Regions from separate parts of the Homo sapiens genome. Here region 2 is linked to region 1. Evidence: chromatin loops called from intact Hi-C (ENCODE). Cell type or tissue: GM12878. All regions are shown on one strand. Each heading gives the region's core, and the rest is flanking DNA. Links, peaks and the distances in the headings are about the cores only. Region 1 overlaps HIVEP2 (HIVEP zinc finger 2). Region 2 overlaps LOC153910 (a long non-coding RNA gene).

Evidence for each region. Peaks named below come from ENCODE experiments on the same cell type or tissue, not always from the same donor. Only the 100,000 strongest peaks of a DNase experiment are listed, where the experiment ranks them.
Region 2: it touches region 1 in a loop (3-fold over the local background); 2 of 110 quality-filtered maps call a loop at or near these places.

The regions. Positions count from the first base shown.
Region 1 is chr6:142,907,609-142,923,240 of GRCh38, forward strand. All of the region lies in intron 1 of HIVEP2 (HIVEP zinc finger 2), which reads right to left. Among named protein-coding and RNA genes, the nearest start is that of HIVEP2, 30 kb to the right of the region's middle. RefSeq lists enhancers at 1-18, 4,416-5,272, 5,905-5,974, 6,205-6,284, 6,305-6,394. In GM12878, for the core only: a CTCF peak has its summit at 6,095 (motif pointing right); DNase peaks (open chromatin) are centred at 5,673 and 6,033; H3K4me3 peaks cover 992 bases; H3K27ac peaks cover 3,011 bases.
Region 2 is chr6:142,557,494-142,573,125 of GRCh38, forward strand. The region is part of intron 1 of LOC153910 (a long non-coding RNA gene); the gene reads right to left. Among named protein-coding and RNA genes, the nearest start is that of ADGRG6, 260 kb to the left of the region's middle. In GM12878, for the core only: a CTCF peak has its summit at 9,501 (motif pointing right); a DNase peak (open chromatin) is centred at 9,508.

The DNA of each region.
Region 1 (15,632 bases), core at 2,793-10,792:
CAGCAGCCTGTTAACAAGCCTCCTTTTGGGGCTCTCGATTCATGGAGCTGGAGCTCAAGAAGGGAGTGAAACCCCATAAACAAACAGCTGTGATCAACAGGCTGTCCACTGGGCAATTCAACAGAGAGGACCTGCGCTCAGGACCAATCCAAAAACGTCTGTTCTTGTGACCTCCCCTAGAGCATCGGTATGATGTATACTCCAATTGTACTTTGATGGCCTTAAAGGAGCAGAACCACTTTAAACATATCTAAAGTCTAATAACTTTTCGATTTATTTCACCCCATGTATTTCTAACTAATCTTTCATCTTCTGAAATTTCAAGCCACTCCATTACTCAAAAATCTTCCTCAGCTCTCTCTTACCAACTGAATTACAGAAAATCAAAGAAACTCAAAGTTTGAGAGGTCTGAAAGGACTTTTAGCACAACAACCTAAAGAACAGGGCAAAACAACTTCACTCTTTCATTCAAGTTCCATCACAACATGGTCCAGGCCTTCCTACTTATGATTCTCAGATCCTAACCTTGTATATTTCCCATCTCCTGACTTTCACTCATGCCACCATTTATATCATACTCTATTTGAATGGTGCCCTCACGATTTTACAAAATCCAACTCTTGGGCAGCCATATGTGGTGTTCCTACTTTCACTTGTAACATATGTCCATCTTCCAACCCATCGCTGCTTCTAAAGATGTTAACCAATCCTCAAGGTCCACATTTTCCAGAAAAACCTTTCCTGGTTCATGCAATTGGTCTTTTTCTCTGAACTTTCATTTCATCTGGTTTATGCCTGTTTTTTGCATATTCTGTCTTTTCCAGTAAAATGAGTTAGTCATGCTTGCCATTAACAATATTAGATTGCATTCTCTCTGAGAACATGATGTAGGGTTCACATTTATTTCTATATAGTTTCTAGCCCATTGCCAAAATCAGAACAGGTACTCAAATAATTGTTGGCTGGGACCTTTGATTGGTAAGAAAATACAGATGACTTTGGAACTAGAAAAATTTAAAGGAGTGATTTAGACTGGAATGGACTATAGCAATCAAAGACCAAGAACTAAATTTGGATAACTTGGTGCCTTCAGGTTGACTGGGTTGAGAAGGGTGCTAAGTGGTAGGATGTCACTGTCAAAAACATACTTTTCCCTATTTCAAAATTTTGCCTTAGACCAAATATGTACCTATGGAAAAAGACTTCCTCTCATCTTTTCCTCCACTCTGTAAGATACCACCTCTCAAAAAAAAAAAAAAAAAAAAAAATTCTGAATTCTACACAACGAATTAAAAACACAGTTTTGAAACAAAGTACAAAGGAACCAAGCATAATTTAACCTGTTTTGTAGAATATCAAAAATAACTTTCCTTTTTTAATTAACAATAGTCTATTAAAGGGCAGATTTTAGGGATACAAATCTGAAACACTTGAAGAGCAGGTGTATCATTTTAGAGGTATCTAAACGTTATTGTCTCTACTATATGGAGCCTGTGTGTCTGCCTAACACATAACATGCATTTTCTTAATTAGAATGCATGCTGAAATACCTATTTTAATAAATATATCATGACCCAAGGAAATCATTATGATCTATTAAAGAACAATTAACTATAAAAGCATTAGCTATACAGAAAGAGATAGCTTCAAATTGGTATACACAGATTTCTACTATCTATAGACAAAAATCTATCTGAACATTTTTCAAGACCTTAAAAGATGCTGTGTTTACATAGCAATGGTATAGTATACATTGGCAGATGATTCAAAATATTTTAGTATATATCTACATATATGAGTATTTATAATCTGAAAATTAAATCCCATGATTTTAAGACAATTTAAATATAAACTAGGCAGGGGAGAGTGCAGCAGTGTTAGAGAGGAGGTCACTGAGGAATGAATGAATATATATTAAGCATGTTTAATAAGGCTTTATACACCAACATTTTTTGAGATTACATATATCTAAAATGCAAAAAAACCAACTGCCTCTGTTTTTAATCAGAAATATCTCAGGGTCATTATCATAAACATAGATCACCATAGCAAACCTACTCATTTATTTATTTCCATTTACTAGGAAAATACTTAGGGAGCCTCTTCTATGAGTCAAGTACAACATTAAGTCCTGGAGATAACAGTATCATATGGGGCAGGCATGGTCTCAGCCCTAGTAGAACTTAGATTCTGAGTAGAAAGATCAAAAAATAGCTACTGTAAATTGGGGGAAACACAGTAACAGCTTCTGAAGCTACTGAGATGCTTACATTTGCTTACCCCTGCACTCTTGTTTCCTCCAGTGGCCTATATTTTGATCTTTAAGATCTTGCTTCTGATTTTTATAGTTTATCTATTTCCTTCTTCACTTTCAGGCTGTCAGTGATTACATTTGCAGTCAACATGCCATCCTTTACCAGTGACAATGTTTGACTTCCATATACTGCTCCTAATCTCTAGCCAATCAGATCATCAAGCCTATTAAAACTAAGCCTAAAATAAGGACAAACAAGCTCTGAGTGAAGGCTGAATAGGTATTTTCTACCATTGCAGTTTGATAAAATCATTTCATGCATTATCCGTTTCTTTCTGATGAGATATTTCTATTACCCAACTGACCATGCCACCCATTTAAGAAGATAATTTAAAGAAATGTTTTACCAACAAAATTTCCCACTCTTCTCTCATTCTCTTCTAAAATAAACAAAACAGGCCAGGCATGGTGGCTTGCGCCTGTAATCCCAGCACTTTGGGAGGCTGAGGCAGGCAGATCACGAGGTCAAGAGATTGAGACCATCCTGGCCAACATGGTGAAACCCCATCTCTACTAAAAAACACAAAAATTAGCTGGGTGTGGTGGCGCATGCCTGTAGTCCCAGCTATATGAGAGGCTGAGGCAGGAGAATTGTTTGAACCCGGCAGGCAGAGGTTGCAGTGAGCCAAGATTGTGCCACTGCAATCCAGCCTGGTGACACAGCGAGACTACGTCTCAAAAAATAAAAATAAAGATAAACAAAACAAAACAACAACAACAACAACAAACCTACACTTCTGCTTAGAAGCAAGATCCCTACTGCCAGAAAAGTCTTCTTTAAGTACAGTCCATAGAAATGGTATCTTAATATATAAACCACTGTTTCTCAAAGAGTAGTTCTCAGATCACCGGCAGCAGAATTACCTAATTTACCTCTTAACATTAAGGTTCCCTGTGCCTCACCTCAGACCTAGTGAATCACATGCGTAGAGCATGGGGGCCTGAATTTTTTAACGCTCCTTGAAAGACCATCGTGCATGATACAGCTTGAATCCACTGATCTAAATAACCAAAGAGTACACATTGAAAATGTCAGTCTGAGCCCTAAAGACTCAAGTCCTCTATTTTACTACCAGTCTGCAAAATTTAATGAATGCCACCCTCTGCAATGCACTGGATAAAATTAAGTTTAAAAAGTTCAAGACAATAAAGTTTAAAGGTCACCTCTACCCAGAGAGTTTCCACTTTAATATGGAAGACAAAGCACAAACACATTAAAAAAAAAAAAAAAAAAAAACTTAAAAATAAGCACAAACAACATTTCAGGGGAGCCCAGTGAATAGAGGACAAACGTGCTGAGAGGGGCAGAGCCTAGGACTGAACAGAATACAGTTGGGATTCAGAAAGGAAGAATTCTAAAACAAGTTTGGGGCAGAATTTAAACATAGCAATTTTCAAGTGGGTCTCTAAAAAGGTGTGATGATTGCCATAGGGCATTTAAGATCAAGGAGAAAATATGTATAATCATATCTCTTGGTACCATAGTCAACACAGAAAGAGAAGTGTCCTGCAGGCTTATTAAAAAGATGAGATATTGGTTTGGGAAAACCTCCCTGAAAAGAAGGTTTTATAAACATATATTATCTTTTGAGGCAGACAGAGGAGGTATTGTTATCCCCAGATTTACAGACGAGGAGACTAAGAATCATCTGAGACCCTTTTTTGCAGGGTTCTTATTATAGGACAAAGCTGGTCCTTTCCTTCCATCAGGGACTCTTTGCTCAGCCTGACACTGCTCCCAGGAGAAGGATCATTAATTCACTGTCTCAGAAATGAGACAACAAGCCATTCAAAAACATATTTCTCCCTCTGTCCAGTTCAAGAAACAATCAGGGGAAATGTGTGTGAGTGTTTGTGTGTCTGTGATGCGTATGTGTGCATGATATGTGTGCATGCATGTAGATCTATGCATGAGTGTGTGTGTCGAGGGTATCACTGACTAATTTAACTGACCGCTCATCATTTCATAATTAATGAGTTACTGTATTTTAGTGTCTAATGGATGTTTCAGTGCTAGTACTTATGGCTAATGATACTGAAAAGCAAAAGCCAATCAAAGTCTCTGACTTTGTGATTTGATTTGTGATCAAGATAATTATCTGAAATCTCCATACTGGGTTAGTGACAGCAGGTTTCCTCTGGCTGTGCTATCCAGTATGGTAGGCACTAGCCATATGTGGCTGCTTAGGTTTAAATATAAAATTAGCATTAAATAAAATTTAAAAATTAGTTCCTCAGCTGCACGGCCACATTTCAAGTACCCCAAAGCCACTTGTGTTTAGTGGCTACCATATTGGCCAATGCAGTTCAATTGGAGAGCACTGCTCCAGAGTGTCAGTCTTTCTGAAAAGACAACTTCAGGCCTCAGTGTATACAACCATTGTTATTTACATCTAGTTCCAAACACATGCTAATAACAGTGATCGAACTTTTGTCCCTCCCACTAAGGCTTCTCAAGCCCCTCTAGTAGAATTCATATATTTCTCCTCAGAAATCCCTTCCCCCTTCTCCTCATCACACCTCTCTTCTCGTGGCTGTTTTCATCCTGGCTTGATAGCTACGTGCACATCCATCTCCTCTACAGTCAGCTTCTCAAGGCCAGTGGGTCATGTTCAGTTACCAGTAATGGTCCATGGCCTTTTAGGAACCGCGTCGCACAGCACCAGGTGAGTGGTGGGCAAGCGAGCATTACTGCCTGAGCTCCACCTCCTATCAGAGCAGCGGTAGCATTAGATTCTCATAGGAGCGTGAAACCGACTGTGAACCGCGCATGCGAGGGATCTAGGTTGCATGCTCCTTATGACAATCTAATGTCTGATGATCTGAGGTGGAACTGTTTCATCCGGAAACCATCCACCATCCCCACACCATGGAAAAATTCTCCTCCATGAAACTGGTTCCTGGTGCCAAAAAGGTTGGAGACTGTGAGTTTAAAGAATGGTAAGGTTTTGTGATCATTCCTACGAGGTAGATGCTTAGGTGGAATTATTGCTTGTGCTGCACATTTATAAGGAGAAGAAAAAATCAAATGATTTTAGAAGTGGGTATGAAAATGTACTTAGCAGACATAAATCAGAAAAGCACTGGGCTGTATTGGAGGTATTGTTATCCCCAATTTACAGACGAGGAGACTAAGACTGTCATCAGCCAGCACACAGAGGATGGCCCCTTACCACAGCAGGGAGACAAAACCAGGACTCATGGTGACCTATGGGAACCGAACTGCTTAGCTTAGGATGAGCTTGTCAAAAAGTTGTATCAATTCATTTCTTACTCATGCTGTTACAACATCTTCAAAAACTCAAGCCTTGGGATGCTAATGAGAACTTCTACTTTCACTCTGACGACTTCTGAAACACGAAAAACGTACATTTCCTTCATGCTATCATTTGGATAGTTTCAAAGTACCTGAAGTATGAACAATATCTGATTTTTTCAATAAACCAGTTTGAGGGGGAAAACCCATGGATCAGGGCACACTGGCTGTCCCCATGAAGACAGAAAATACTAAAAAGGATTGAAGAGTTATCACACTGGTACTTCACTGCTCACTGCTTTCTTTTGCCAGCTTCAATGCCATACTTAACTAAGTATCTAATTGCCATACTTAACTAAGTTTCTAGGCACTTTCCCACAAGCCTTGGAAGAAAGAGGTGTCTACAGGGCCACCATAGACCAGAGGAAAGGTAAAACACGGGAAATGAAACCAAGTAACGTGGTGAGAGCACAACTGATGACAATCACAGAGAGCACAGTCGACTGCAGGGGGTGCTGAATGTGGCCTTCAGAGGAAGTGAAACTTAGAACAGGGCCAAAGATGCATCACTTTCCACAAGAAAAGTCACCCACTCTTGCCCCATCCTCACCTCCACGCCATCTCGTGGCTCACCATTGTGGCATTTCTTCATCGTCAACATTCCAGATTGATAAAAAGTAGTAAATTAAAGACTGGCCCAGCAAAGTCCCTGATCAGCCGGATCACCAGCAGCAAGTTGCACGTTTGCACGTGTCTCTCCCACCACAGTGTACCGCAAAACTCAGTCAGGTTAGAGCCCTGAAATATTATCAGGCTCTCAGTATATGAAAAAAAAAAAAGTGCCTGAGATGTGCTTGGAGATTGCAGTCATAGTACTGGGGATGGGCTCTGGCAGCAGCCCCTTGAAGCAGAACCTGAGCTAACACTGCGTATCCGTAGGTAACCGTGGGCAAGCAACTGACCCTTCTTGGTGCCCCCATTTTCTCACATGTCAGCCACAGTTATCATGTGCCATCAAATTTAAGTGGTCTACCAATTCTAAGACATAAGCTTTTTTTTCATATTTTAACATTTTTGAAATCAGAATGTGTCTTACTATGGATGGCATCTTTCAAAAAAAATTGGAATCTTTGTTTTCCTTTCTTAGAGGTACATCAAATGCCATCTTACAACCGATGATACCTTAGAGTCTATGAAATTTGGAGCCTACTTTATAAAGTATCGATAAAGATTAAATTAGTTAATTTAGGTCAAGTATTTAGAATAGCGGTTGGTCTTGAGTAAGCTGCTCAGTAATTATTAGTCACTATTAAATTTATGACTCTGAAAATGGGCAGAGTCATAACAGACAATCAACACATTTTTACTCATAAACTGTGTGTTAAAATGATGGCTGATGCAGAAGTGTTGCAGGGAGAGGTTAAATGACTATTCAAAACCTGATGTATCCCCAGCCCTTGGTGCATAGTAGTTGGTACATAATAAATAATTGTTAACTAAATCAATTGAATGCACAACCCAGCCTTACTCATGCCAAAAGTCTCTTCATCAAACATAAATATCTAATATTCTTTCCATACAAAGGGAAACCAGCAAGAACATGGTTCTTTTATGCTAAGTGACAAAGAGCAGATTCCTACTTTTTGAAGGCTTTGAATATTTTTCCAGATGAAGACTTCATGCAGGTTTTCTTCTCCGGTAATGCCCTTTCTACCTCAACTTTCCACAAATTTAAATCCTGAGCCCCTTCTTTTAAGGCCCAATTCAAATTTCATCTCCTCTAAGAACTGTTTTTCCCCACTATTTCTCCCCCATTTAATCTTCTTTCTATTCCTACTCCTTACATTTACCTCAGCTACCATTAAACACTTAATTTGAACCTCACTGGACACAATAATATTAAAATATTGTGTAAGAATGGGAACTGGGTCATGATTGTCACTGCTTCCCCTGGAGAGCCTTACGCAAGAGGGAAATCTGCTTGAATCCTCTTGTTATGTGTGGAATTGTGGCCCCCCAAAAAGAAACATTGAAGTTCTAACTTCCATACCTCAGAATGCAGCCTTGTTTGGAAATAAGGTCCTTGCAGATGTAATTAGTTAGGATGACATCACACTGTAGTAGGGTGGGCCCCTTATCCAACATGACAGAAATGGCGAACACTACATGAAGACTGAGGCAGAGACTACAGTAATGAGGAGCCCAGGAACAACTAGGATTGCAAACCATGGCCAGAGGCTGGGAGAGAGGCACAGAACAGATTTCCCCTCACAGCCCTCAGAAGAGCTAACCCTGCTGACACCTTGGCTTCACACTTGCAGCCTCCAGAACTGTGAGACAATAGATGTCTTTTGTTTTCAGCCACCCAGCATGTGGGACTTTATCACAGCAGCCCTGGCAAAATCTCTATTGCACCTCTCCTCACATAGATGCTATGACACTGGACTCTCTTTTATTATGGACCTCTAGCCAGCCTTTCTTAATCTTGGTGGCATCACTCCCTTGAATCAGGCCTGTAAAAGTTAGGGTTTCTCCAGAGTTAGCCCCACACTCTCTTTTCGTCTCTGTTCTCTTTACACCCTCTCATCCACTACAACTCAGACACCATCTATACATTAAGGACACCCACTTCCATCTCCAGACCACCCCTTCCTCCAGACTCCTATGATCAACTGACTACTTGGCATCTCCATTTAGATAATTCAAAGCCGCTTTAAACTCAACAAATCCAAAAACAAAAGTCACCACTTTCTTAAACCTGGCTTTCCCCTTAGTGAGCCCCATCCCAATAAATTGTGCCTCTGCCCATTCAGGCATGCAGACCACACACTTAGGACTCATTCTAGGCTACGTCCTCTCCTTCACTCTCTACAGGTACTATCAAGCCCTATCTATTTCTCCTCCTGGAAATCTCTCAAATCTCACCAATCTTTCTCTGGTCTCCACCTCTACCTCTTTAATTCACTGTAGTGGATTAGTCTAGTGTAGTCATCTACTCCCTGGTTTACTGCAGTAATCTCTTGACTAGTTCTAGATCCAATCTTGCCACCCTCCAATTTGTTCACCATGCAAAGCTCAACTACATAGTCCAAGTAAATTTCAAAATGCAAATCTAATCCTTTCATCCCCATGTCTGAACAACTTCTATGGGTTTCCATTCAAGTTGGGATGAAGACCAAAATCCTAAACTGAGTTTATAAGACCCTGTGTGGACCAAGCCCTGTGCAGCTCCCTTGTTCTTGGTGCTCCAGCCACAGCAGTGTTCCTTTACGCCTTTGATTAGAACCATGATCCCACTGATCACAGGTCCTGTGCCCTAGCTGTTCCCTCCACCTGGAGAATCCACCAACCCCTTCACTTATTTAATGCTCCCCATTAGTCAATTTGGGCTCAAGACATCCGTTTCTCAGAAAAATCTTTCCCTGACTTCATCAAAGAGATGAAGCTCTCCTGTTCTCCTCTCTCCTGGCACCTTAAAAGCATAATTTATAATTATAAGAGTAGGAAAGAAGTTATCAACTAATTTATAATTCTACAGCTGTATGATTGTCAGATTAATATGGATTAGGGTCCTCCAATGAGGACTGAAACTCTTTGTTCCTGCTGTATCCCCAGCTCTCAGATCAGCATCCAGCACCTAACAGCTACTCAATAAGTATTTGTTAAATAATCAACAGTAAGCAAATATCCTTTACATATTGAAAGAAACTACTGTTTTAATTGTATACCATATTATGATGGAAATTATTTCTCTAGAAAGATACATACAGTATTTAATTTTCCTAAGGCTTCTACTGTAGCATAATGGACATACTATAAATGTGACAGGCTGGTTTACTGTATGTTAACTATATTTTAAATGCACTTCTTCTAATATTGTACTGTTAATAATTATGCTGCCATAAGCAATTATTAACTTATGTCACTCATCCAAAATTTCAAAGGTGATTAGTTGATAACTTCTTTGCTACTCTTATTCCAATAGTCCAAAAACAAGTAAATAAAATTTTACTAACAGTTTCGTATGTGATGTACTGTTGGTTTTATCACTAATTCTCTCTTCTCCAGGATCATCAACCTACTTGATATGAAAAACAGAATACATGAATAATGAAAACAAAGGTTATATCACTCCAACCCTATTAAACAATTTTCCTCAAAATTTTCTGAGTGCAGATCTTGGTACAGCTCTGCATAGGGACAGTGACAGCCACCGCAGCAGAAGCAACAGGTATGAATGACATCCACGTGACACTACATGCGCTGCAAGTGGCAACAATTCTGAGTGCATGTGGATTCCAAATAACAAATTTTATTCTCATTAACAGTGATGATAAAAAATATAACACATATTTCTAAATGATGGGAAAACATTAGTATTTCCTAACTTATTTCATTAAATAAGAATCTTATAAACAACTTCCAATCACACATGTACTCAACTACCACCAACCTTGATACAGAGGAGTCCAAAGTAAAGACAGCAAAGCTAATCCATATCCCAAATAATCATATCTGAGTATTAGACACAGAAATTCTGCTCTTATCAGATAAAGAAAGTAGCTTCACACACCTTCTCAAAATCATAATATGCTTCTGTAATTTTTTTTTTTTGAGATAGAGTCTTGCTCTGTTGCCCAGGCTACAGCGCAGTGGAGCAACCTTGGCTCACTGCAAGCTCCGCCTCCTGGGTTCAAGCAGTTCTCCTGCTTCAGCCTCTCGAGTAGCTGGGATTACAGGCATGCACCACCACGCCTGGCTGATTTTTGCATTTTTAGTAGACAGGTTTTGCCATGTTGGCCAGGCTGGTTTCAAACTTCTGACCTCAAGCAATCCACCCACCTTGGCCTCCCAAAGTGCTGGGATTATAGACGTGAGCCATCATGCCCGGAGCGTCTGTAATTTTAACAAGAACAATGTGAGCCATGAAATGAAACTACAACAGTCTCTCTACTTCAGTCTCAATACCTTTTTCCTTAAACCCTTTCCTCTTTGCCTCCCTATTTATTTTTCCCTATTTATTTTATTTACTTTTATTTATTTATCAATAGAGACCGGGTTTCGCCATTTTGGCCAGGCTGGTCTCAAAGTCCTGACCTCAGGTGATCCGCCTGCCTCGGCCTCCCAAAGTGCTGAGATTAAAGGCCTGAGCCATCGCTCACAGCCCTATTTATTTTTTTCTATTAAACGAACTCAAGAGTTAAAATTACAACAGCACCCAGAGAGTTGCCACGAATGTGGATGCGGCATTCTTCTAGCTGCATCCTCCTGGGTCTTCCACCCTAAAGCTTTAACAGACCGCGTGCCTCCTAACGACAGCATCTGGATGTTCTGCCCTGGCTTTGCGACGCTGCAGGCCTGTGGCTGTTTCAGAATTGTCTCCCCAAGATTCATGCCCATGAGATCATGCCAAGCTGACCTCTTCAGAACGTGATACCCTGAAGCACAGCTGTAAAAATAGAGCACTCCATAACAACTTCTTATTCACCAATAAAAAACATAATGTTCTTTCACTTTTAGGGAATTAACATGTTCATGTAATTTTTTGAAGACAAGGTGAAATAAATGAAGAAAAGAGCCTTAAGTTATATAAATGTATTTTCTCATGACAAAACAATGTAAAAACAAACACAGGTTCCAGTAATTTAGAAAAAGTGATGTCATAAAAGCCATGTAACCAAGTCTGAAGTCTCAAATCATTCCCACTATAATTTTTTAAATATTAACACCTGTAGTTAACACATTCATGTTTCTTTATAATACATAATTCCCTACCTATTATTTTACTTTTAAGTCATGCAATTTAGATTGTTTTATTCTTAAAATACATTCCTCTGCTTTGATTTTTATGTCTTTATTAACTTCAAGTTACCCATCTGTCCATTTCTCTACCAAATTTAATGACATTTTCATTTACTCACACTGGCTTTCTTAATTCCAGTATATTTTCAGTGTGTTCTTATTTTACAGTTACAAAAACACAAGCAGAAAGAAGCCTCAAAAATTATACAGACCTTTGAGGCAAGTCACCTCAACTTTCTTTTTTAATGAAACAGATTGAAATGAAAGTAAAATTAGAAAACAATACTGTTAAATGCCCTTTATGTGAAATATACAAAATATTCTCTGCTCTCTTCCTGATAGTTGTTTTCTTCGCCAGTTTCAGAGCTTTATAGTTTAATATTGACTCATAATTGTGCTTTAAAAATTAAAAAGCAAATCCTATTATATTCTTATTGGATAGGTAAGGAATGTATTTTACCAGCTGCAGCTCACATCAGGAACCGTCTATAAATGTCTTCTATGCAAATCTAGATCCACAGTAACAGGCTCAAATGCAAGCCATTTTTTTCAGAATCACATTTCTTTTAAGGAAACACATGTCACAATGCAGTTTATAATATGGGTAAGTTTATCATTATTCTACTCAAAGACCCACTTTTATAATTATTCTCTTACTTGCCTTCTACAAATAAAGTCCATGTTCAAACCTATTAAGCTTTGGGAAATAAGATGTAATATACATTATCTATGCAAAAATAATAAAATGGCATTTTAAAATACTGATAAGTTTATTGAGTTAAAAATTGATACCCTGACATGGATCTTACTCTGTTCCTTTCACATTTAGTGTGCTATTCTCTAGTAATGTTAATAAGTTGTAAATAAATGTAAGCAAACTCTACATTGGTCACTGATGTGAAAGAGCAAAGAATTAGTCCTCAAAGGAGGCAGAAATGTTAACCTATTCAAAGGATGTAACAACAGAAGTTGAAAAACACTTTGTTCTGTATAAAAACAGAGCTTCCTAAGTATATTTTTATGTCATTAGACATAAACTCTTTAAAAGTATTTCTACAGTAGGAAAGTTGGTTCTATCAAATTTAATTATTCTGTTCACTGTAAAGACACAATAGTTGGATCTTTCTATAAGCCTAACAAACATTTCCTCTACCACTCATTTTATCTCCAAAGGTAAGAATTACAGTCCCATTTTGTGTAACTGCTACATGAGGTCACAGAGTTATAGCTAAAAAGAAAGTCACAAATGTAAGGATAATATCCCTTCTATCATATTCTGCTACTTATTTGTCACTCAATTATCTTTGTATCTCCGAAGTCCTGGCTTCCAAAGGTTCGGCATGCAGAGCTGACCTTGGTCTAGTCCTCCGTCACATGTGAGTGGCTCACGGCTTCACTTTGAGCCCTACCCATGGTGTCCACTCTTGTACTATCCAGATCACAGGTATGTATTAAAGACCTCCTCTCTGACAACCAAGACCCCATGATTCTTATTGGATAGCAGGAGGGAGAACTCATTTGGAAATTCCCTAATTTCCAGGAAATCAATTCCTGAATACATCCTGTGCTTCAAGAATTTAGAAACTGGGTTATCACATAGGTAACAGAAGAATAAACTTCTCTGAAGAAAATAAAAGGGATGAGGTACCTACCACCAACAAGGAGATAAAAAATTTTATACTCAGATTGACTAGTCTGGATTAAAAATTTATTAATCCAGCTGGGCATGGTAGCTCACGCCTGTAATCCTAGCACTTTGGGAAGCTGAGGCAGGAGGATCACTTGAGCCCAGGAGTTCCAGATCAGCCTAAGCAACATAGGGAGAACCCATTTCTACAAAAAATTTAAAAAATTAGCTGGGAATCGGAGCACATGCCTGTAGTCCCAGCTACTTGGGAGACTGAGGTAGGAGGATCCTGTGAGCCCAGGAGGTAGAGGCTGTAGTGAGCTATTATCATGCCACTGCAATCCACAGTGAGTGACAGAGGGAGATCCTGTCTCAATATACATATATAAATCCATCTCTTTTCCCCAATTTATTCATTCATTCACCCATTCATTCAGCAAAAGTATACAGAGCTACAGTAAGGAAGCAGGTCATGAAAAAGGAAAGTCTGGGATTTGAATTAGGACTGCCGGAGCTTAAATGCAAGCTCCAAAACATACTAGCAGTGTGACAAGATATTTAACTTCTCTGCCCTTCCAATGTTTTCATCTATAAAATAAGAAGACAAACAGCCCTGCCTCAAAAAAATAAAAAGTTTAAAATATGAGGATAGGCTGCGCAAGGTGGCTCATGCCTGCAATCCCAGCACTTTGGGAGGCAGGCAGATTGCTTGAGGCCAGGAGTTCGAGACCAGCCTGGCCAACATGGCGAAACCTGTCTCTATTAAATATACAAAAATTAGCCAGGCGTGGTGGCACACGCCCGTAATCCCAGCTACTGGGGAGGCTGAGGCACGAGAATCGCTTGAACCCAGGAGGCAGAGGTTGCAGTGAGCCGAGATTGTGCCACTGCACTCCAGCCTTGGTCATACAATGAGACTCTTCCTCAAAAGAAAAGAGGATAACACATGTAAAAGGCCTAGAAAAGTGTCTGATGTTCAGTTTTTTTTAATTATCATTATGAACTAAAAATCCCATCAGATTCTGAAGTTACAGTGATAAAATAAGGCTCTATTGCCCTATCCCTACTGAGGATTACAATCTAAGTCAGGCCATGTATTAATCTCAAACCAGTAGTTAATCCTAATCTGAAATAACTAGGGAGAAAAAGGATTGTCAAACTTCTTTTGGAAATCTAGGACTTAATCCTCCTTTAGTCAGAAACTTTGGGATCTAATTTAAATGCCTTCTCCACACTTCCAAAAAATCAAAGCTTAAATAGTCAATCACCCTAAATAGCAAATGACAGATCAAACTACATGCTGGCAATTTCCTAATTATTAATCACTTTTCAGTTCTTATCTTACTTTAACTCTCCATAGCATATGGTATTGATGCTTAAAGTCTCTTTGGGGAAACTCAACTTCGTTGGCGTCTAAGACGTGACCCTTTCTTCATTTCCCTCCTCTCTGTCTAGTCCACATCCTCAGGATCTGGCCTCATCTTACATCTCTATCCCATTTTTCACAATCTCCCACTTGTCCTTTAAACTTCAGCCATACTAAGCTCTTTAAAATTCCCCAAACTCGCTATGCATTCTCAAACTCTCACCAAGCTGCTCTCAGTGTCTATTGATCCTTCCAAAGGCAGCTGAGGGAATGTTCCATTTCACCTCTTCTGCAAGGAGGGTTTAGGGCTCCCTCCAGGCCCTTCTTTTCACCCTCTGCTTCCCCCTACTTTTGCCCTTATTCCAATATCCTAATTCTTGAATTGCAAGTCAGTTCCTTCACTTGACTATGATGTCTTTGGGGATAGCAACACAAGCTCTCAATTCGCATTTAATAAATATAAATAACCACATAAGTATACTTCTAAAATTTTAAAATAGTAAGATCCAGAGTGGCCTGAACTTCATTTATTGAGTGCTTACTACAGGCCAGGTTCTTTACATATATTAGTACACTTAAGCCTCATAAGGTCTGTTTTAAGAGGTATCCTGGTTTTACAGGTGAGCAAACTGGAGGCTAAGGGGATAAACGTAACTTGCCAAAAGTCATACAACTAGAAAGTAACTGAGACAGTACTCAAACCCAGGCAGGCCAGCTCTGAAACCCACAGTTCTGGTCCCACTCTATACTGACTGCCTCTTTTCCAGTCGTAAGTCTGATTAAGCAACAGAACTGGCTCTCAATAAGAATTATGACATGTACATCCCTAGAGAGCCTCAAAAACAGATTTTTTTAAAAGACTGTCTTGTCCCCTCCTATTATTTTGCAGGTATGAGCATGTAAATACATAGTATTTATATGAACATGTATTCATGTAAACACATAGTACTCTCCAGAAAACAAACATGTTTTAATATAAATCCTGCCCAACATCTAACAAACTATTATCAATAAATCAGTAATTAGTAAATAATTATACCACTAATAAGAGATAAATATTTCATAGTTAAATATTTAGGCCAGGCGCGGTGGCTCATGCCTGGTAATCCCAGCACTTTGGGAGGCCAAGGCGGGTGGATCACGAGGTCAGGAGTTCAAGACCAGCCTGGCCAAGATGGTGAAACTCTGTCTCTACTAAAAATACAAAAATTAGCCAGGCATGGTGTGGGAGCCTGTAATCCCAGCTACTCGGGAGGCTGAGGTAGG
Region 2 (15,632 bases), core at 4,805-12,804, 350 kb before region 1:
AAGAGGATATCCAGAAGTTGCTTAATGGATACAAAATTACAGCTAGATAGGAAGAATAAGTTCGAGAGTTCTACAGTACTGTAGGATGACTACAATTAAAATAAATTTGTATATTTTCAAGTAGCAAGAAGAGCAGATTACAAATATGCCCAACACAATGAAATGATAAATGTTTGAGGTGATTGGACATGCTAATTACTCTGATTTGATCATTATATGTTGCATACATGTATTGAAATAGCACACTGTATCCCATAAATATGTACAACTATTTTGTGTCAATTTAAAATATTAATAAAAGCAAAAAACAAAAATCACTGGGTGTGTCTTGAAGGTGTTTCCAGAAGAGATTAGCATTTGAATCAGCAGAATGAGTAAAGAAGATTGCCCTTACCAATGCAGCTGGCCGTCATCTAATGCTTGAGGGCCTGAGCAGAACAAAAAGGCAGAGTATGGCAAATTCACTCTCTCTGTCTGAGCTAGGGCAAAAATCGCCTCCTGCCCTTGGACATTGGCTCCCCCAGTTCTCAAGCACTCAAACTCATATTGGGAGTTGCACCATCTGCATTCCCGGTTTTCAGGCCTTTGGACTCAGGCTAAAATTTCAGCACTGGCTTTCCTGATTCTCCAGCTTTGTGGATGGCAGATTATGGGACTTCTTAGCCTCCATAACTGTGTGAGCCAATTCCTTAAAATCTCTCTCTTTCATTCTCTCTCTCTCTCCTATTGGTCTGTTTCTCTGAAGAACCCTAATTAATACATCCATACATACGTATGTCTTACACACACAGATGTGTTTGTGGTCATTTCATCTACAAGAGGAATGGAGTCATAGGAATAAGCTCCTTCACTTCTGTACATACATACATACATACACACGTGTACGTATGTATAATACTATACTTATTCATATGTGGTTCATTCATCCCTAAAACATGAGAAGGGGCTTCTGGAAAGATAGCAAACTTAAAATAATGCAAAAAAAGAAAAAATAAATTAAATTACATCCATACCTCAAAGAAATGCTAAAATAGAAATTTACTCAAACCAGAGAAAAATTGTGTTAGTGAATTAGAAATGTGAGTTGTTATTTGACTTCTTGAAGACAAGAATTGATTTTAAATTAATTTGCATAGGGTACTAGACATTAGATACAAGGCTTGCCCAGACCATTTTTACATGTGAGGTTCTTGAGAACAAGCAGATAATTATGTTACATCAACTGGATGCTTAAAGTAGAAAAACTCAACAGCTCTGAATTATTCTCACCCAATTTGCACTAACCGTAGGGAGGCAGCATCATGTTGCAGAGAACAGAGCCTAAACTGGGGAATCTGAAAGACACGGATTTAAATTATGGCTTCATTATTTACTAGCTGGATATATTGTTTATTTTGAGGCTCAACTAATCTGTATAATTCACAGACAATTATCTCACAGTTTTTGTAAACAGAAGATAGTATTTGACATTCCTAACATATATTTTAAACACTCAGCAAATATTTATTCTTATTCTTTCACCCCTCAATTATGGTGATGCACTGATCTTTGTCCAAGTGTCCAAAATAGCATATGGAAAGTCCACAGAACAGCATTAACAGTATTAAGGAGTATACTAGATACTTTCACAATTATAGCGACTCTACTTAATACTTCCTTCAGTCTTGTATGACGTATCCCATTTTATAGATGAGTAAGACCAGACTCTGAAGGGCCATATTCAAGAGCTGGACCAGTGTAACCACAAAGCTCTTCTCCCATGCATCTAGTTGCCCTCACTCTCTGTCGAGGCAGCATTTGTTCTATCGGCGGGGGTGTCTGCTCTCTTAGGCAGGAGTATCACAATCCATGCTGTAAAGAGTCCTCCCAGGCTCTGCCCAGGCTAAGAATTCATGTAGGCATCCATGCAATAGATATTTATTTATTGAGCATTTCCTGTATGCCAGGCACTGTCACAAATACTGAAAACTGAATCCCCTGAAGATATTTAAATATACCAGTAGGTTGGGGCCTAAATCTTTAGTTTTCTCATTTCTACTGCTGTTTCCCCAGAGTATAATGATAACTTTGCTGATAACCATGTCCAAACATCACTGTATCCCATGTGACTCTAATGTCCCTGAGTCTTTGTGGATGCCATGTAAAAACAAAATGACTTATTTCATATACCCTTTTGAGAACTACAACTTAGACTGCAAAAAAGAGGTTACCCTTTTCTTTTTTTTATTATACTTTAAGTTCTAGGGTACATGTGAACAATGTGCAGGTTTGTTACATATGTGGACATGTGCCATGTTGGTGTGCTGCACCCATTAACTCGTCATTTACATTAGGTATATCACCTAATGCTATCCCTCCCCCCTCCCCCCACACAACTACAGGCCCCAGTGTGTGATGTTCCCCTTCCTGTGTCCATGTGTTCTCATTGTTCAATTCCTGCCTATGAGTGAGAACATGCGGTGTTTGGTTTTTTGTCCTTGCAATAGTTTGCTGAGAATGATGATTTCCAGCTTCATCCATGTCCCTACAAAGGACATGAACTCATCCTTTTTTATGGCTGCATAGTATTCCATGGTGTATATGTGCCACATTTTCTTAATCCAGTCTATCACTGATGGATATTTGGGTTGGTTCCAAGTCTTTGCTATTGTGAATAGTGTTGCAATAAACATACATGTGTATGTGTCTTTATAGCAGCATGCTTTATAATCCTTTGGGTATATACCCAGTAATGGGATGGCTGGGTCAAATGGTATTTCTAGTTCTAGATCCTTGAGGAATCACCACAGTGTCTTCCACAATGGTTGAACTAGTTTACACTCCCACCAACAGTGTAAAAGTGTTCCTATTTCTCCACATCCTCTCCAGCACCTGTTGTTTCCAGACTTTTTAATGATTGCCATTCTAACTGGTGTGAAATGGTATCTCATTGTGGTTTTGATATGCATTTCTCTGATGGCCAGTGATGATGAGCATTTTTTCATGTGTCTGTTGGCTGCATAAATGTCTTCTTTTGAGAAGTGTCTGTTCATATCCTTCACCCACTTTTTGATGGGGTTGTTTGTTTTTTTCTTGTAAATTTGTTTGAGTTCTTTGTAGATTCTGGATATTAGCCCTTTGTCAGATGAGTAGGTTGCGAAAATTTTCTCCCATATTGTAGGTTGCCTGTTCACTCTGATGGTAGTTTCTTTTGCTGTGCAGAAGCTCTTTAGTTTAATTAGATCCCATTTGTCAATTTTGGCTTTTGTTCCCATTGCATTTAGTGTTTTAAACATGAAGTCCTTGCCCATGAGTTTACCCTTTTCTACAGTCAGGTAAGTGCTGAGTGAAAATTGCTTGGATGATGGGCTTAATGTAAAGTGGTGAGTTCAATGTGTAAGTGTTTCTCATTGCTGCATGTGCACCATTTCATGCATGAAGAACATGAGAAATGAATGACATCAAACAGGAATAAAATACTGCAAAGTACCTTATTTTTCACTATCAAGCTGAAACACCAATAGTGTGGCAGAGAATTTCAGTAAGCAACTACCAGAGGGGCTCCTCATAACACAAAAAGTCAGCAGAAGTACCGCTCTTGGTATCTTCCTTTGGTATAAGAGTTATCAGTCAGGAGCACTTCTGACACTCTCTTGAAATTCCAAGCTGCTCTCAGAGACATGGGGGAGGGAGGTTCTTAGGATTATAATTTTAGAGTCAGCCAAAGCTACTTTGGGAAGCAGCTTCCAGTGTGAAGACTTTTTGGCCAAATAGAACATCCCAAACCTTTTCCACCTTCATAGGAATTGCAGCAGTACCCTAAAGTTCCAGGGTTTCTTATGGCTCATTCAAACCACACTACCTCAAAGCAGCACTCTTCTCTCTTGCTGATGGAAATGAGTTTTCTTGGTGGCTATTCAATCCTGATCAACACTTTGGGCATTGTGGGATAAACTTCTGCCCAGCAACCCAACATGCCCACCAACCTAGAAGTGTATATTGGGGAGCAGGAAGACCATGGGCAATGGAGAGAACCCCTACTATTCACTCAAAACATTCAGTGAGCAGGATTCTTTCATCTCAGGCTAGGAAGCATGCTTCATCAGTTATCTCATCATCCTTTTTACTTTATGATGCTTAAAGTATTGACCTCTTTGTTCCAAATTCTATTCCTGAAAGCTCTCCAACATGGTACATAATTTCTTCCATTTGTTGGGTGAGTGTGCATCACATAAACCCACATATGCAACTGTGGGAAATGAAGAGGAAAATGATGTCACAAAGCAAAGGAAATAAGGCTGCTGCAAACCACAAGTCAATACAGAAGCATCAGCTAACCATTTACAACCAATCATTAGTTTTTGTGTGCAGGTGGAACAGATAAGATATGGAAAAGATAGAGAGTTCTCTTCCTGTCTATGAATCAACTTACCTTGGTCAAGATTTCTTTTGGGAGGAAAAAGAATTTTTTTTAATGGGCAAGAACCTCTTTCTGTTTAATTTTCTTTAGGCAGTCTCTACGTGACTCTTCATAAAATCACAAATAATGTTTACCATTGCTCATACAGATGACAACACAAGCTTTCTCAAATACCTAAGAGTTATTCAGAAAGGTTTCTGATACAGTTGAAATGTGCCGTCTTAGTCTGTTCAGGCTGCCATACCAAAATACCATAGACTGGGTGGGTTTTAAACAACAGAAATTTATTTCTCACGGTACTGGAGGCTGCAAAGTCCAAGATCAAGGCCCCAGCAGATTTGGTGTCTGGTGAGAGCCTGCTTCCTCATAGACAGCTGTCTTCTCCCTCTATTCTCACAGGGAAGAGGGATCTCTCTGGGTTTTTGTTTTTGGTGTTTTTTTTTTGTTTTTTTGTTTTTTTGTTTTTTTTTTTTTGAGATGGAGTCTTGCTTTGTCACCCAGGCTGGAGTGCAGTGGCGTGATCTCAATTCACTACAACCTGCATTTCCCAGGTTCAAACGATTTTCCTATCTCAGCCTCCTGAGTAGCTGGGATTACAGGCATATGCCACCATGCTCGGTTAATTTTTGTATTTTCAGTAGAGACGGGGTTTCACCATGTTGGCCAGAGTGGTCTCAAACTCCTGACCGCAAGAGACCCACCCGCCTCATCCTCCCAAAGTGCTGGGCTTATAGGTGTGAGCCACCGGCCCGGCCTCTGAGGTCTCTTTTATAAGAACACTAACCTCATTTACGAGGGTTCCACCCCCATGATTAGATCTGCCCCATAATCTAATCACCTCCCAAAGGCCAGACGTCCTGATACCATAACCTTGGTGGGCATGAAGATTTTACCATATGAATTTGGGAAGGGGTACAAATATTCAGATTATAGCATGTGCTGTGCTGATTCTGCATTTGATGGATCTGTGGAGTTGATGAGGGGGAGTGGATGTGGAGTGAGAAGGACATGGGGCAGTGGCTCCTCGACACACATGCATACATGCACACACATGCACACTCACACTCCCATCAGCCCCCAGAGGTGTAGTCAGGAATCTTTCAGGGTCTTCTGAGCAGTCTCACACTTGGGACACCAACTAAAAAGTGTCTTGGTGGAAAAAGAGGAAGTCAGTGGGGTAACATTTTCCCGTGGACATACATGTCTTTCTCATTATGTCACTGTCACGGCCCTGAAACTTATCTTAGATGCTACCATTGCAGGCATTTTAATTTTTAATAATCTGTCGTATTTGGCAGCAGCAAGGATAACATGTTGACAAAGAAAGGACTGACTGCATAGTCTCTAATCAACTATTTGGATCACAAAGTAATTATGCAGAAATAAACCCCGGAATGGCCTGGCACAGTGGCTCAAGCCTGTAATCCCAGTACTTCAGGAGGCCGAGGTGGGTGGATCACCTGAGGTCAGGAGTTTGAGACCAGCCTGGCCAACATGGTGAAACCCCATCTCTACTAAAAATACAAAAAATTAGCCAGACGTGGTGGTGGGCACCTGTAACCCCACCTACTCAGGAGGTTGAGGCAGGAGAATCACTTGAACTGGGGAGGTGGAGGTTGCAGTGAGCCAAGATTTTACCATTGCACTCCAGCCTGGGCAACAAGAGCAAAACTCCATCTCCAAAAAAAAAAAAGAAAAGAAAAGATAAATAAATGAATAAATAAATAAACCCCAGGAAACTGGGGAACAACCTAGACGGCAAACACAGTAATGAGAGGTGGAGTGGAGAAACCTAAGGAAGCCACAGATGTACTGTTGAGCTGCCTTGGGTTTGGGGAATTGCAGCCTCCTGGGGGGATGCATAACTCGCTTTTCCTGAAAAACAGCTGGTAACTGCTGTCTCGCCTGCAGGTCGCTCTTGCTATTTTGCCAATCCAGGTATTTCTTTTGGATATTCAGGGGTCTTGCTAATATTTTATATCTGTCCTCTTCCCTTTGGTAATGCTCCCTGCTCTGATCTGATGGAAAACCCTCAGTGAAGATCTGCTCCTGAAGTTCATAGGTTCCTCACCCAGGTCCTCCATTCAAAAACTGGCCAAGGCTCCCAAGGCTTTCTAGGCTTATGGATATTCCTCAAAATTGACACAACACATGCAAAAATGTGCCTACAATGATCTCCTCTACAGGGAGCTCAAGACTTCATTTCTGTCAGGACATTTGGAGAATGGCGGGCTTGATTAAGAATGTGTACAGGGCCAGGTATGGTGGCTCACACCTGTAATCCCAGCACTTTGAGAAGACTAGGCAGGCAGATGGCTTGAGCCCAGGAGTTCAAGATCAGCCTTGGCAACATGGTGAAACCCCCCCTCTACAAAAGAATACAAAAAAGTAAGCCAGGTGTAGTGGCACATGCCTGTAGTCCCAGTTATTCGGGAGGCTGAGATAAAAGGATTGCTTGAGCCTGGGAGGTCGAGGAATCAGTGAGCCATGATTGGGCCACTGCACTCCAGCCTAGGTGACAGAGCAAGACCCTGCCTGAAAAAATAAAATAAAATAAAAGATAAAATAAAATAAAATAAAATAAAATAAAATAAAGAAGATACACAGAAGGGCACATGATGAGGGGACTTAGGAGTGGGTTCTGCAGTGGAAGTGCCCGTGCAACCTTGGATAAATTACTCAAGTCCTTTAAGCTTGGTTTCCTTATTCACAAAATAAGAATCAGAAAATCTATCCTCTTGGATTTCTATATCCTGGTAATTCTGCTTTTCTGGTGAAATACTGATCGATACAATTCCTTATGGGGAGTTGACTTCCCTCACTGAAGTGGGGGGCAGGGTGTCCATTTCCCATGACCCCTTAATTCTCAAACTCGAAGTGTCCTATTCCTTGAGCCATCCCTGGCCACAGGAGCAGAACCTCATGAAGGTGAGTCAGTCGGTCACCTCCCAGTCCCCAGCAGCAGTGATGGACTGAGGGCTGTGCACATTCGCTAAGTTGATCTAGTCAGGGGAATGTCCAGGTCTCTTACTAGATAACATGAGTAAGAGCACACATGGCTCTAGGAGTTCCCCGCAGCCATCTCACTAGCTTGGGTGAAGTTAGTCTGCAGACTGTTGACAACAAATATTTTTGTGTTGTAAAATACTTGAAGAGATTTATTCTGAGCCAAATATAAGTGACCATGTCCCATGACACAGGCCTCAGGAGGTCCTGAGAACATGTGGCCAAGGTGGTCTGGGTGCAGCTTGGTTTTAGGGAGGCATGAGACATCAATCAAATACATTTAAGAAATACATTGGTTTGGTCCAGAAAGGCCAAAGTGGGGGTGGAGCTTTCCAGCTTGTAAGTCGATTTTAAAAAGTGGGGAGTTTCCAGTTTATAGGTAGATTTAAATTTTTTCTGATTGACAATACGTTTATTTATCTAAAGATCTGGGATCAGTAGAAATGAGTGTCTGGGTTAAGATAAAGGATTGTGGAGACCAGAGTTCTTATCTGCAAAGGAAGCCTTCAGGTAGTAGGCTTCAGAAAGAATAAGTTGTAAAATGACTCTTATCACACTTGAATTCCATGTTGATATTAATGCCAGAGAGGTATAACGAGGCATGACCACCCCTACTTCCCATCATGGCCTGAGCTAGTCTTGCAGGTTAAATTTTAAGAGTGCCTTGGCTGAGGACGAAGTCCATTCAGATGGTTGGGGGAACTTAGAATTTTATTTTTGGTATACAGGACAAAGCAGACAGGAGGAGTAAGGCAGAACCAACAGCGGAGAAACACAGTTGCCGCTTTAATGATGGTGTGGGCCTCTGGAACCTGAATCCCCACTTGGCTTTCACTTTAAATGATCTCTTTCTTTAAGAAAAAAGGAGAAAAAAAAAAAAAAGGCCCAGCGCTGTGGCTCACACCTGTAATCCCAGCATTTTGGGAGGCCAAAGCAGGCTGATCACTTGAGGTCAGGAGTACGAGACAGCATGGCCAACCTGGCGCAACCCCGTCTCTACTAAAAATACAAAAATTAGCTGGGCATGGTGGCAGGCGCCTGTAGTCCCAGCTACTCAGGAGTCTGAGGCAGGAGCATCGCTTGAACCCTGGAGGTGGAGGCTCCAGTGAGCCGAGATCACACCACTGCACTCCAGCCTGGGCGACAGAGCAAGTCCCTGTCAAAAAAAAAAGGAAAAGGAAAAGAAAGTTGAATTTTCTGCAATAGGAAGCATTGCCAATGCGCTCATTCCCAGTGGGACTCAGTCCTCTGGGAGTAAACACATAGCTCAGTACCTGATGCTGTGATGGACCCAGGTCCTCACCAGAGACATCTGGTGTCCTTTTAGATGGGTTGGGAGGGGCCATGAAGGAAGGACAAAGATTCTACCAAAGAGGAAAAGATGTTCTGTCTTTTTTTTGAGAGTCCGGCTATGTCTACCATAACAGACCTGGAGGGCATCTTTCCCAGCTTTGTTGGGAGACCTTATAGGAGATAAAGTCTACGAATATACAAATTATAACAAAGACCTGAGATAAGGAAAAAGACACAATTGCCCATTTACATCCTCTGAGCATCTGCATCTGGTCCTATCTCAGATCCCACCTTTGCATCTTCAAAATTCCTAAGCAAAAGATTCTCATTTTTGCTTTAATTAGCTGGAGTTACGTTTCTATCAATTCCAACTTAAAGAGTTCTGATGAACGTGTATCCTTTTCCAGATGGCTTTGTTTAAATGCAAATATATCCCGTAAGATGACTAACATGAGTCCAGGGGTACAGGGACTTGATGACAGAGGTGGCGCAACTGTGCTCCCTGGGACAGCCTCTAGGCGGCGGCCAAATGCATGTGTCTGCAGGCCCCACCCCCACCCCATGCTAAGCAGCTCTACTTCTCTCTCTTCTGTTGTATGGACTGGGCTTCTGCATGAACAGCTGTTTGAAGAAAGGAGTCCACGGTTAAAAGTATTTGAAAACCACTGGCTTGTCAGATTTAACAGAAGAGAGCAGGGCAGGAAGGCAATGGGATGTAGAGAAGTCTTGTTTTCCAAGGCCTAGAAGAACTCTGCGAGAGAGGTCTGGAAAAGATCATGCAGTGCTAGAAATGAACACGAGAGGGCAGCCTAGAGACACTGGCAGCCTTGGCCCTAGTCCCAAAAAGGGAAATTTTCCTCTTTCCAGATGTGACCAACCCCTGGCTTAGACTGCCTGCCTCAGTCATGTTTTTCTTAATTTCATTATTAAGTATTAGTCCTCACTCCCTATCGTGACTGTCTGAATTCAACTATAGTGAGAACAGATACCAGAACATTTTCTGTTGCCGTTGCTGCTAGTCATTATGCCTCTTGGACATTTTGCATAATAGGTCAACTTTCCATGGATGTGTGTTTTGTTTGTTTGTTTGTTTTGTCCTATTTTTATGAAAATGATCATTGTGGAGAGAGACGGGTTATACCTCTGTACCTGTAAGTTGCTCTTTCCAATTTATCCACCAGACTCCGTGTGCTTGCTAAGCCCATCTCCCGCTAGGACCCGTATTAAACGATTAACCACCCTGGGTTTCCTAATAATGGGGAACACAAATTGATCTCTCAGCTGTTTTAACCTAAGATCCAAATACCCACGCTGACTCCAAGGTTTTTGACTTCCTATAAATCCAGGCAACTTTTTTTCCTGGATGTTCTCCACAGCCTTGGAAACTAGAATTCAGCTGGAATGGTTTCTACATAAGTGAATAAAAGTCTGTGAGGTGAACACTAAACTCCCAGTCACCTGGCTCTCCCTGTGTCACAAGGTCTTCTCGCAGAACAAACATTCCTGATCCAACTATTGACAGGAGTACAAGGCTCTCTTCGTTTCCCTTGGCTCCCCAAATCTCCATTAATCATTTCCTCACTGAGACCATTTGCTGAAATGCTCTGTAGCTTCAAAGTTGAATCTATTCTTGCTTCTTAATAGGCCATCTTATTATCTGGCTTTCTTTTCAAAAGCTCTTTATGTTCCTTCTTCTCAAAATCATTTGCACTTTGCCAAATGATACTATTTTGAATAACAGTAAGAGCATTCTAGAAGTAAATTGTGATCTAAAACTGGCTTCATCAAAATAAAACAGATTAAAAACTGTAAATGGGCCTAATTCAAAGGGACCTGAGCCAAGGAGGAGAGGCAAAAGTCAGCTAAACTTCTAGACTGAATTTAAGGAGGACCACCTGCTTCAGTATCACTTGGATTACTGGTTAAAAATGCAAAGTTCTGCACCCAATATCTAACTTTCTAAATCTCTAGCAGTCATCTAGACATGTGCATTTTAAACACCCTCTTCGGGGCAGTGATGCACATTGAAGTTTGAGAGCCTCTGCCCCATAAATAAAATAAACCTATTTTATTTATATGGCCTTTTTCTCAGCCGGATACATCTCCTCACCTTGGAGGCCAAAAACAAGACTTTGAACACTTGTTAGCCTAATACTGCTCCATGACCACAGACTGTGTCCTAGCTGTTCAGAAATCCTATTCAAAAGCCACAAGGGGGACCAAGCAAGAGGGTATGGATGATACATTAACTCAAATCCATCTCTACTATTGAAACGACCATGCCGGAAATATCCCTTCCTGATCATAAGGCACTGGTATCATGAGAAATATCACATCAGTGGATATGCAGGTCAGCATTGCACTATGTGTATAGGGGAGTCTAGAGAGCACCTCTTTCCATTCTTGTAGATTCCAACCAAATTATTCCTCCCTGTAAATTTCTCTGTTCCCAGCATCATTTCAATCTCTTCCCACATCATTATTTTATCCTTAGATACCTGATTTAGATTCATGTATCTATCACTAAATACAGTAGAGGTGCTCTTGAAGAAGTTTATGAAAAGATGGGTTTTTGTGCTTTGTTTTTTGGGAGGTTTTTACTTTCTTTGTATAAATCAAATCAAATTGTTGAATATGTCTTTGCTCATGATTCTATGAAATTTTGAGTTCATAAAGAAAATAAAATTTATCACCAGCAGATAACCTGCATAGCACACAGGACTTTGTTGAAGGGTATTTATTCAGTACAGCCCAGTGAGAGGACTCTTGGTCAGTGGAACTATAAATGCGTTATCCACAGGCAAGGCTATTCCTCTTTCAGTTGAAGGACTCTTTATGAGATCATCTGAATTCCTTTTTAAATTAAGCTCCATGCTCACCAAAGAAACATTCTGATTATGATCTTGCTCCTTACATAACTTAGCAACAGGGAGGAAATGCTGTGAGTTTGCCTCCTGCCTTCTGGAGAAACCTTTTATCTTCATTTCTAGCCAACCACATTATAGTCTTCCTTTGGTTCAGAAAATCTTCCATGGTTTCTTTAATAAAAGTAACATGTAACACTAAATAAAACTTACTTTTTCTGAGCTATGGCTTTAGTTCTCTTTTCTGAGAGTCTGCTTCTGACTCATCAATGGGTATGAATTAGAGTGGCAGAGGGAAAGAGCTAAAGACTGATCAAACCTCCAACCTTACATTTCCCTGAAATTCACAGAAGATGCATAATGAGCTATCACCTTACATATTTTTCACAACTGCTTTTACTCAGAAGTACCAAAATGCAAAGAACTCCTTCTTTCTTACAGGCTGCAGAGCCTCAGAGACCAAATAAACTGTGAGCATTTGAATGACAACTGAAACCTCTTGTGTGCATTTTTATTTATCTAACTCAAGATTTGCTAGAGTTCAAGCAACTATTTAAAGTTCAAAAACCTATGATTAATGTTTAAGTTGCTGATGAGATATTTTTCAGATCCTGATCATTGCTGAGCAATGGCATAACATTAAATGCTGGAGCAGCAAGATTTTACTTTCCAAAGGACTGAGCTTACAGAACATGAGAGGGAGGCAGGAAGAGGGAAAGGGTGGAGGAGTCTGAGGCAGCTGAATGATAAGCAAAGAACTCTTTTGTTCTTTTCACACTACGGAATCAAAGCCATTTCAGTTCACTTCCCACACCTGAGATGTTTGTCACTAAGCCATTTCCTTCTCTCTGAAGTGGGTTTAGACAGTCATTTTGCTGTTGTGAAATTCACATCCCTCTTTTCCCAAACCACATCCATGCCTTTCTCAGTTCACCCTCCCCAGAAACACCTACTCTCAGGCAGGATTGGCAGTTTGCAAGTTTAGAGTCTCATAGAAGAGATAGATGACAAATAAAGCTAGAAAAAAAAACTCTTTTCAAGGAAATTGTAAGACCTCTTGAAATACAAAACCTATTTTTCCAGGTTTCTGATTTTAGCCAGTATGAAGATCAATGGAAGCAAACTGCATTACAATAAATGTTGTCAGTCCCACTGATATTCCTTGAAACTGTATGTTCATGGAAGCCCACAGTCTGGCCTTGTTTCAGTGGGATGCTTACCTGAAGTTCACCTCACTACATTCCAGTTACTGAAGCACATGACAAGTTGTGACTTGTGCATAGTTTTCCCCTGAGTTTTGAAAAGTAGAAAGCTGTTATTTAGCTTTGTGGTTTGTTGGGGTTTAAATTTCTGTTGCTATTGCAGCTGTCTTAGCAGTGCAAATCCCAAAGCAAAGAATGATGTGAAAAATTTTGCTCATTTTGAAAGTGTTAGAGAATTTTTTTTAACTTTGACTCCTTGAATTCTCCAGGAAATGATGTCAATCAGTTTAAACAAACAGCACTTTCCACAGAGCTCCCAGGCAAAGTCACATGGTGTTCTGTGTGCTTGGAGCTCACCAGGTTGGTATTATGAGAGGGGACAAGTCAATTGGTAAGTTATAGCAAGGAGGAAAGTTTGAAAAACTTGGAGGATGGATGAGTTCCTGAGTGATTACCTAATTCATTCTCTTGACCACAAACAGTTCTATTGATGAACCTTTCCCAAGAGATGGCTTTCTATTGTGTTTTCAAATATTTTTAGAGGGGAAGCTCTGCTCTGCAGGTTAGATAAAATGGGTAAACTGTCAACTCTAAGGTGGGCTGTAAGTAGGACTAAAGACATCTGCTTCTTGTCTGTGGCAAAATCCTAGATTTGGATAGATCAAATTTGGATAGATCACATGCAAGAATATATAAACAAACAAACCTTTAGAGAAACAACACTGAACTAGAAGGGAATGTAAACCTATTTCCAAAGATTCTGAGAAAAATCTTGTATTTGAAAAATAACTTTAAATCAGAAAGAAAAAATTTATGATGACATTTTCTTAATGTCATTAAAGGAAGCAGGACTACATGGCAACTATGAAAAAAGAGCATAAAATTACAGGGAGAAAATTCATTAAGATGAAGACAGAGATAAAGAAAGAAGCATTCTTAAATTTAAAATGTAAAAAGTTCTGTAATCATACAGAATTGAAATGAATATGTGAATTGGAGGCATTAATGAATAGAATTGACAATGCATAAAATGAATTGGTCCTGTGGAATAGTAACTTAAATATCTCCCAGAGCGTCAAGTAAAACATAAAAGAGTTCAAATTGCCAAGAGTGAAGATGATTGATGATCAACATGGGTAGCCAAGGAAAGAAAATCATAAAATAATAGATGTTCCAGAAAAAAGATATGTGACTGATGAGAATAAAACAGAAACTAAAGATTCAATAAAACGAGATAAATATTAAGAAAGATCAAAAAGGAGTAGCATAAAACAAAATAGCAGAAGAAAAAGCAGGTAAATTAGTTAAGACAATAATGAAAGTAAACAGGAAAAAATTTGTTTCCAAAGGGCAAATACCCAGAGTAAACATAAAACTACCTGGGCTATCAGACTCCTAATATATAAATCAAAAGGACAAAGAAACATCAAATCTAAAAGAATAAAGAGTATTAGACAAATGGTAAAGATAAAAGAAACTATGCTTATGGCATTTCTAGCCAGAGAAAGTAAAGTTATAATTACAATGAGAAACAGAATATTTTCATAAATTGATGAAAATTATGATTATCAGAGACATTTGAACCAGAGCAACTCCATCTTGAATAGGGGCTAGATAAAATAAGGCTGAGACCTACTGGGCTGAATTCCCAGAAGGCTAAGGCATTCTTAGTCATAGGATGAGATAGGAGGTCAGCATGAGATACAGGTAATAAAGACCTTGCTGATAAAACAGGTTGCAGTAAAGAAGCTAGATAAAACTCTGCCAAACCAAGACGGCAATGAGAGTGACTTCTGTTCGTCCTCACTGCTACACTCCCACCAGCACCATGACAGCTTACAAATACCATGGCAACATCAGGAAGTTACCCTATACGGTTTAAAAAGGGGAGACATGAACAATTCACTCCTTGTTTAGCATATAACCAAGAAATAACCACAAAAATGGATAACTCCAGAGGCTGTTCTGCCTATAGAGTAGGCATTCTTTTATTCCTTTACTTTCCTAATAAACTTGCCTTCACTTTACTCTATGGACTCGCCTCAAATTCTTTCTTGGGCGAGATCCAAGAACCCTCTCTTGGGATCTGGATTTGGACCCTGTTCCGGTAACATCTTTCTGGTGACCATGAAGGGACTATACTGAGGAGACCCCTAACCCAAAGGAAATAGACTGCAGTACTGATTGGCTGACTTTGGATAAATGGTCCGGTACCCAGATAAGGGATGAGATTGAGTTAGGGGCCCAACTTAGGGGAGTTAGAGCCTCTCCTAAGATGGAGAGGGTTAAAGGTCCCTCTTTATAAAAGGCAAGAACACTTGAATGAACTTGGATTAGAGTCAAAACTTAGGAAGTTTAGAGCCCTTCCTAAGATTTGGGGGGTTAGAGGCCCCTCTCAGTAAAGTCCCTGTAAGCTAAAAGTGAGTCTGGCACTATGGGATGTTAACCACAATTCTCTTTGGTTGAATCTGTCTTGCACTCTTTGCTTATGGCTATGAGTGACAGAATTAGGCATATATAGGATCATGGGACATGGGGAGCTTTTTCCTCCTCAGAAGGGGAAACTTGAGAGCTCATGGGACTGCTGGGAAAGATCCCTTCATGATTGACAAATGGCCACTTGAACTTTTGATTCAGCGTTGCTGGGATGGGTGGATGTTCCTCTGGCCTCCCTGCACATTTCACCTTCCCCACCCTGCTGCAGACAATGCTTTTCTTTCTCTCTTTCTTTCTGATATGGTTTGGCTCTGTGTTCCCACCCAAATCTCACCTTGAATTGTGATAATCCCTATGTGTCAAGGGTGGGAACAGGTGATCATTGAATCATGGGGGCGGTTCCCCCATACTGTTGTCATGATAGTGAGTGAG